3 separate regions of the Mus musculus genome follow, and regions 2 and 3 are each linked to region 1. Evidence: chromatin loops called from intact Hi-C (ENCODE). Cell type or tissue: heart. All regions are shown on one strand. Region 1 overlaps S100a13 (S100 calcium binding protein A13). Region 2 has its middle 2.8 kb from the start of S100a6. Region 3 has its middle 13 kb from the start of S100a9.

Region 1 (2,500 bases):
GATGAAAATGAGCAGCAATGGCGGTAGTGTTTTGTGAAGGAGGAAGGTAGTTTACGATCAGCCATAGTGTCTGCTCGTGTCCCTCGGATATGAGACCTCCAGACCAGGAGTAGGTGCTGGCGCTGTCTGAGGGAAGGCATCTGCACTCCTCTCTCTCCCTGCCCCGAGAGCCCTGGTTTCTAACCTTTGCCTTTTATATCTTCTTAGGACGTGGGCTCTCTAGATGAAAAGATGAAGACCTTGGATGTGAATCAGGACTCAGAGCTGAGGTTCAGTGAATACTGGAGACTGATTGGAGAGCTGGCAAAGGAAGTCAGGAAGGAGAAGGCCCTGGGGATCCGGAAGAAGTAAAGCTTGCTGTCCAGCAGGACCTGTTGGGCAGAGCCAGGCAGCACTCCACCCCTGCCCCCAAATAAAGCTTTCTTCTTGAAACACAGATGCTTATTTATTTATTTATTTTAAAAGATTTTATTTATTTATTATAGTAAGTACACTGTAGCTATCTTCAGACACACCAGAAGAGGGAGTCAGATCTTGTTACAAGAGCAGTCGGGTGCTCTTACCCACTGAGCCATCTCACCAGCCCCAGTTGCTTATTTATATACACCACCCTGATTTCTTTTCTTGAGACTGGGAGTTGGGAAAGCTATATCTTTACCTGAGATGAAAACATGAAGATTATGGGTACTTTGAAGACAAGGAAAGTGGTTTATATTCAAATATCCTACAACATCTAGAACTATGTGGTTTATTTTTATTTTTATTTTTGTCCCCCTGTTGTTGAGGACAGAACTCAGGTCCTTGAGCATGTGTGACATAGCAACAGATCTTGCACTAAGTAGATGCTCAATAAATACATAGTTGATGAGTGAAAAAAGTACAGATATTTGAGGCAGGCAAGGCAGCTTTTGGAACTCGCCTCCATGTCTCCAGTTCCCAGTTTCCCCCATATAACTCCTAGAGTTTGTTCTTCAGCTGGTAATGGTAATAATGAACATCGCTAAACATTTCATCTGTATTACCCTAGTTAACTGTCACAGCTGTTAAGGCTAATTCAATTAATTTTTACAGTGTTGAGGATCAGAGTAAGATCTTGCATGTTAGGCAATTGGGAGGAGCCATACCCCTAGCCCTCTCTTAGCTTGCTTTTTTTTTTGTGTTGTTGTTTTTTTAAAGATAAGAGTCTTGCTACCTTCAACAATCCTCCTGCGTCAACTTCACAGGTGCTGGGATTACAGGTGCATTACTCCATCTGGCTCTGAGGAAACATTGTTGGGGAGGTTAGGTTACGAAGACAAGAATGGCTAGAACTGGCCTGGAGAAATATTGCTCAAATATGACAGGGAGAGGGAGCTGTGGTAGTTGGAGCATTTAGGGACAGAGTTTTCCCTCCCAAGTATCCTCTGACTTGAGGAGCAAGTGTTTTGTATAACTCACCACTAGAGAGAGTAGGGGTGTGGCAGTGATGTAAGCCCTGGGTTGTCACTGCTGTAACTGTGGATGTCCACTTGGGGCAGCTAGTCAACCAGAGAAAAATTAGCAGAGACAAATTCCCCATCAAGAGGCAGGAAAGAGGCCCCAGAGGGACCCCAGAGGGATGTCGGTAGACACATTTGAGAGGTTTTCCGAATTCCTGGCCCTTCAGATGACGAGACCCTTGTAGGGTCTCCAGATTGATGCCTTTCAGAGGTCTCTAAATGAGACATGTAGACAAATCCCTGATTGAGACCAGAAATACAGGAGCCCTCCAGCATGTGACACAGGAAGACTGTCTGGGCATATTCTCTGATTTCAGAGTAAGGAAGGGAATTTTGACTCTAGGTCCATGCAATCCTTCCACTGACTCCTCTGTCCTTCCACCTGTCTCTGCTTCCCTGTGGCTTTAGGCCCTAGGTCCTGGGCAGGTAGGAAGGCTAGTTGGGTTAGTCACAGTCCTAGGAAATACAGTTTAGGTTTCCCCTGGGGTGCCTGGGTAGTAGCTTGGAGGGCTGGTATTGAGATGCCGTTCAGGGAGAGGGTAGGACTTTGAAGGAGGGAGGAGGTAGCAGTGTAACCAGTTTGGAGAGGTGGTTACCTGCCAGGTAACTCCTTTGAGCTTGCACATGTGCACCCTGGGCTGCTGCAGGGTGCTGGCAGGACTTCAGGTGAAGGCTCAGTGCCTTCCCAGTACTGGGACACACTCCTCTGGCCTCTCCTTTCAACCTTTCATCTCTAGGCTGTCAGGACTGAGAGGCTTGACTCTAGGTTTCAGCAGGCCCGAGTGATCCAAGCCAAATTAGCTCTAGTTGGAAGGGAGAGGAGAAGAGAGATGCCAAAGCACAGAGATCCATGGGCCTCGTTCAAGCTTCTCCTTCCATAAGCTTCCGTTGATCAGCCCTTGCTTCTCTTTTGTCGACCCCCTCTGCTCCCCTGCATCATAGCTGCCTCAGGTTCTTACCCTCCTAGCTAAGATCCCCTCTGCATCTCCCTAGCTTTTCTTTTTCCTCTCCCTGTGACTCTG
Region 2 (2,500 bases), 90 kb after region 1:
AGTGGTCTTAGTCACAGTTAAACTCTGGGAGTAGTAGCTCATTGGCCCACCAGGCCAGGTCTGCCAGCTGACCAGGAATCTTTATGGGTATTAGAAGAGGAGGCCCCTCTAGGCAAAGCCACTCTAAACAAAGGCTCAATCAAGTGACCTTCAGGAGAAAGTGGCCTTTAGAGGCAGGTCTGCAGTAGTCCCAGCAGTCTCCTGGCAGACACACTTTGGTCTGGGTGTGGTGAAACAGGGAGTACTAGGTGGGCCCTGACGTTGGGCAATCCACCTTTTCACTGTGTGTTTGTGTGTTATATGAGGGAGGCGTGGGGAGAGGCACATCTGAGGTGAGCAGGGAGGGACACAGGATGACTGAGTTTTCCGTAGCTGCCTGTGTTCCAGTTGGAGGTGGAGGAGACTGTAGGAGACGGTCCCTAGTGTCAGGTATGGGGTCCTTTTTGTTGAGCTAAGGAGCTGGCAGCTCCACGCACATGTGACTCACGAGGTGCTCGCAAACAGGGCAGGGCTGGGGTCCCGAGACATGCCAGATGCGGCATCAGGCCTTTCTGTCAATATTGACCCAGCCTGTCCCTGCAGAATGACTCATGGGGCTACTTCCCTGGAACGTAGTTGAACCCTCAATCCCTATCAGAGTAGATGGCCAACGGAGTAACTGTCTATTGTGTACAGTTAAATCATAGGTGTGGGGGAAGCTGTGTGTGATGTGTCTGGGTGTCATGGAGACAGCATTTGTTGCTATTCCTCCAGGGAAGGCCTAACCCAAGTTGGACAACATCCTGGCCAAGCCCCGAAGGGCAAAGATCTGGACTTCATGTGGAGACCATAGCTGTTTTCACTTCTTACTACCCACCCCTTCTCCAATCCACTTAAGACGTTAAATGGTCTTCCCATGCTCTGGGTGGGGCAAATAAACAGCAACAGCTGTATTTCTTAAAAACCTTTCTTCTCCAGCAGTGTCCTGGTCTTACCACGTTGTTGGACAGCCAGAGGGTCCCCGGGTGGGCCACCCCCATTCCATGCTGTTCAGTATAGGCTCTATTCAGTGGCTCTGGAAAAGTACACCACACCCAGTTGTTGATACTTTGGGGTGTGGAGGGATCGCCCTCTTGTGGACAGAGAGCAGGTTACTGGTAGGGAGGCTGCGGTTGGTGGTGGTGGTGGGGCGTGTCAAGAAGGAGTGGGGGGTGGGGGGAGGAGCCTGGCAGGTGGGCATAGGAAGAAAGTCAGTTAATTTTCTGAGCCTTGTGGAAGGAGCACCAGCGGCACCGTGGATGGGAGCCAAAGCTTAAGAGGTCTGGGCTGTGAGAGGGGGTTGGAATTAGCTATTCAGGGAATGTAAGAGTCGAGCCATCGTTTAGTTCTCAGCAATCAACCCTACTTCATCCGAGGTACATCTATGATAAGCAAGTCAAGGGAGGGAAAGTTTTGTTAAAGACAGGTGGAATCCAGTCCCATCCTGCCCTCCTCTTTCTGTGGTTAGATGGTCAGACAATCATCTAGGCTCTTGGAGGGCAAGGGGGAATTTTTTTTTCTTTTAGGTACAGGGCCTGGTGGTGGAAGGAGATGCTTGGTCCCTTAGGAGGCCGGCAGGCAGGCTTTGCTGTGTATCAGGATCACAAGGCTAGAGAGGAGATGAAGGTGCAGAGCTCATCTGCTAAATAAAACTTCACCTCCCTGGGCATGATGGTGCACTTCTTTAATGCCAGCACTCAGGAGGCAGGCAAATGGATCTCTGTTGAGTTTGGGGCTAGCCTGGTCTACACAGAGAAATGCAGGCCAATCAGGGCTGTATACTGAGACCCAGTCTTAATGAAAAAGTGAGGTGGGTGGTGGGGTGGGGTGGGGTGGGGTGGGTGGTAGGGGGAAGCTTTGAAAAAAGGAACAAAACAAAACAAAGTGAGATAAAATGAGTAGCAAAACATTTGCCTGTGTTGGGGGTATAGTTTAAAACTGAGACGTAAAGGGCCATTGACTGGAAATTTTGGTGGGGGCAGAAGGCAAGGAGTGGAATTGGGTGTGGTCAGGTGTAGACTGACTTCTTTCATTAGTCCAAAAGATTTCAGGTTGGCTTTTGAGCATCGTCTAGGTCCCCAGGAGAGGGTTGGAGCTGGGGACTTTGTAGTGGATTCCTTCCCTGTACATGGCCGAAGACTATACCCAGAGGCTGGGCAGAGGGCATGGTCCTGCTCTCCCTTTTCCTGTAGTCAGCTCTATTCTTTCTTTGCCCTGCCTAAGTAGCACTAACCCTATCATCTAGTTACCCTTACACATGGGAGGTTGGAACAGTGGCAACTGGGTCCATAAACTGGGTGGTCTCCCAGGTTGGCTGTTGGCATGGGACTGACTTGGGATGTATTATCTGTCCTCTGCCATGGATATCAGAAACTGTCAAGAACACCAGCACCACTTCCCACAGTGTCTGTGTTCCACAGTACTTGCATTTGTACAGGGTGTTACTACAGTTACTGTGGCCTCATCTCCCAAAGAATTATGT
Region 3 (2,500 bases), 180 kb after region 1:
TTAGTTCTAAGTCTAATATGGACAGATCAGGTTGGGGCAGAAGAGATGATATTTGGACAGGTTGAACCAAGAGGTTGGAAATGGCTCGGATGAAATGAAGTTAGGTGGACAGATGACTGGTGTACAGGATGTACCTACTAAGTCCAAGTCTGGGGTGCTGGCGTAGATCTGGATGGGTGGAAGGGTTTGATGTAGCATGGGAAGAGCTTGGGCATAGGAAAATAGGTAAGGCAGGTCCTAGCAGAATTCTAGAGATCAGTTGTGGCATAGATAGTGGAGGTCAAACTAGATCAGAATACTGGCTATGGAGTCTGGGCTACATATAGCTGGTTGGGGAGAAGGCATGGATAGGAGGGTCAGGGAAACTCCCTGTTCTAGACCCTGGAGAAGGAAATGGGAGTTCTAGCCGTGTGGGCAGATTGGATGTAGTCCAGAAGGACTTGGGGGGGGGGTGCTCCAGGGCCTTTGGTGACTTCTGGTTTACTTATTGTTTTCTTCTGTAGAGGAAGTTAGTATCCCCCTCACCAAAGTTGCCCTTCAGGCCCAACACCACCCTGCCTGTCTGTAGGTAGCCACAGATAGCTCCTGAGAGACATCCTATTGTACACTGACCCAGAATGAACAGTTTGAGACAAGGGTGCCAGGAAGTTCAAATCCAAAGAGCTCCCAGGTGGTAGGTAAGGAACTATAGACTATTCTGCAATCTCTGGGTCCACACAAAGTCTTGATGATTAGCCACCCTGAAGGCCACCTTCAGCCCTGCCTGCACTTTGGGCTACTCCCATATCCATGCAAGGGCTCTTCAGCTACCTGGCTTCTGAACTCTCATTCATAAGCTTTGTTAAGTCTGCACATTTCTCTCATTCCTACCTGGGCATCTCTGCTCAGAATCTCTGATTGCCAGGAAACTTGACATTCCAAGCTGAGAAAGCTGCTTGTCCCTTTCTTGTCCCTGGCTACAGTTCTCCAGTCCTTCCACCTCCCCTGGATGTTGCTGAATAAACTGTTGCCTTCATTTCACTTCCCACTGAAACTCCAGACCTTATCCCAAGACTTGGAGGTGTTATATCTCAGGAGCTTCCTGTTGCCTGGCTCCACCTCAGGCATCTCCTTGAAGTCTACAACCCTTTGTAGAAAATAACAGGCTTTTCCAATCAGCACACTGTGGACATTATAATTATTGGCTTTTTCGGTCTGTCTCCCTTACTGCATTATTAACCTGCTAACTCATCACTAGATAAGTTTTGCCTGCAGGAGACAGATAAACATTGGCTAAACACAACGAAGACTGTGTTGGTTTTGATAGAATGTATTTTAGAAGGTTATTTTCTACAATTAAGAAGTTGTGCAACACAGGACACATCAGGGAAGACGAGGGATTAGACTGTGAGGGAGATTCCTGTTGGGTAGAAGGTGACATCAGGATTATCAGAATGCATATGCTGCCACCTTATGGCCTGTCTATGTCATGACAGCTTCGGCAGTCTTTTGGACTCTAATTTTAAAAATTTTACATTTAATTTTTTTAGCCTTAATTAATTTACTTTATTTTTGTTGTATATGCTCCTGTATGTGGTAGCCACAGTTGGAGACTGGGTTCTTTTAAGGGAGTCTCTGTGGTGGATTTTCACAAGATGGTCAATGAATTCCCGATAAGGAGACTTGGTGAACACAGCCTCTGTGCAGAGGTTGGGGGTGGGGGTAGGGTTAAGTTGCTGTAGGTCTTGGAAGATGGCACTGAAGATGGCTTTGGCAAAGTTGCCTAGGGTGGTAGTGAAGCCCCTGGATGATGTGGAACAGTCATCAATACTGGTGTTCAGCAGCAACTTCTTGGGCACAGGAGTAGAGATGATGCCAGTGCCTCTTAGGGAAAGGATGAGATGTGCCATCACAAGCCACAGCTACCGGTCACCTCGAATGGAACAGTGTAGTGTTCGTCAACCCTATTCCCTCAGTAACTTCTCTGCCCTGGGATGATGGCCAAGATGATGGTCCCTCTGATGGCAATGGCTACTTCTTTGGAGGATTTAGCACCAAGACCAAAGTGACCATTGTAGTCTCCAGTTGCAGTCAGAGCCTTGAATCTGGTTGATTGGTCAGCCTGAGTCTGCTCCCACACCAACACGATCTTTAGAACTTCAGCCTTTAGGGATGTGCCCAGGAAAAAGTCAATAATCTCAGATTCCCTGATGGTCAGGAAGAACAGGTGGATCACCTCCCAGGGTCTTGATCTTCATGTCCTTAACCAGGCAGCTCAGTTGGTGATGGAAATCCATTCCTTGCCTTTGGCTTTACCTCCATGAGCCCTGTGTTCTCAAGCATGAACGTGGGTCTCAAGTCTGCTGCTAAATCTGCGGAAGCTGCATAGCCTCCTATTGGCCATTTGGTGTTTTCCCAAAGAAGTGACCACTACAGGCTCTGCACTGCGTCTGGGCAGCATAATAGAGCTGGCTATGGAGGTAGGAATCTGGGTGAGCTAGTCCTGAGGGTGTGACAGGGG

Evidence for each region. Peaks named below come from ENCODE experiments on the same cell type or tissue, not always from the same donor. Only the 100,000 strongest peaks of a DNase experiment are listed, where the experiment ranks them.
Region 2: it touches region 1 in a loop (7-fold over the local background); 21 of 42 quality-filtered maps call a loop at or near these places.
Region 3: a loop joins it to region 1, with 4 times the contacts of the local background. A loop is called at or near these places in 2 of 42 quality-filtered maps.

Annotation. Positions count from the first base shown.
Region 1 is chr3:90,524,146-90,526,645 of GRCm38, forward strand. It overlaps S100a13 (S100 calcium binding protein A13), which reads left to right. Exons shown (of 4, transcript NM_009113.5): 4 at 208-436. The coding sequence ends at 351. Among named protein-coding and RNA genes, the nearest start is that of S100a14, 1.5 kb to the right of the region's middle. In heart, a CTCF peak has its summit at 1,478; a DNase peak (open chromatin) is centred at 1,496.
Region 2 is chr3:90,614,481-90,616,980 of GRCm38, forward strand. No RefSeq gene overlaps it. Among named protein-coding and RNA genes, the nearest start is that of S100a6, 2.8 kb to the left of the region's middle. In heart, CTCF peaks have their summits at 1,108 (motif pointing left) and 1,320; DNase peaks (open chromatin) are centred at 181, 481, 1,101 and 1,631.
Region 3 is chr3:90,707,310-90,709,809 of GRCm38, forward strand. No RefSeq gene overlaps it. Among named protein-coding and RNA genes, the nearest start is that of S100a9, 13 kb to the left of the region's middle. In heart, a CTCF peak has its summit at 1,461 (motif pointing left); no DNase peak of the experiment used is centred here.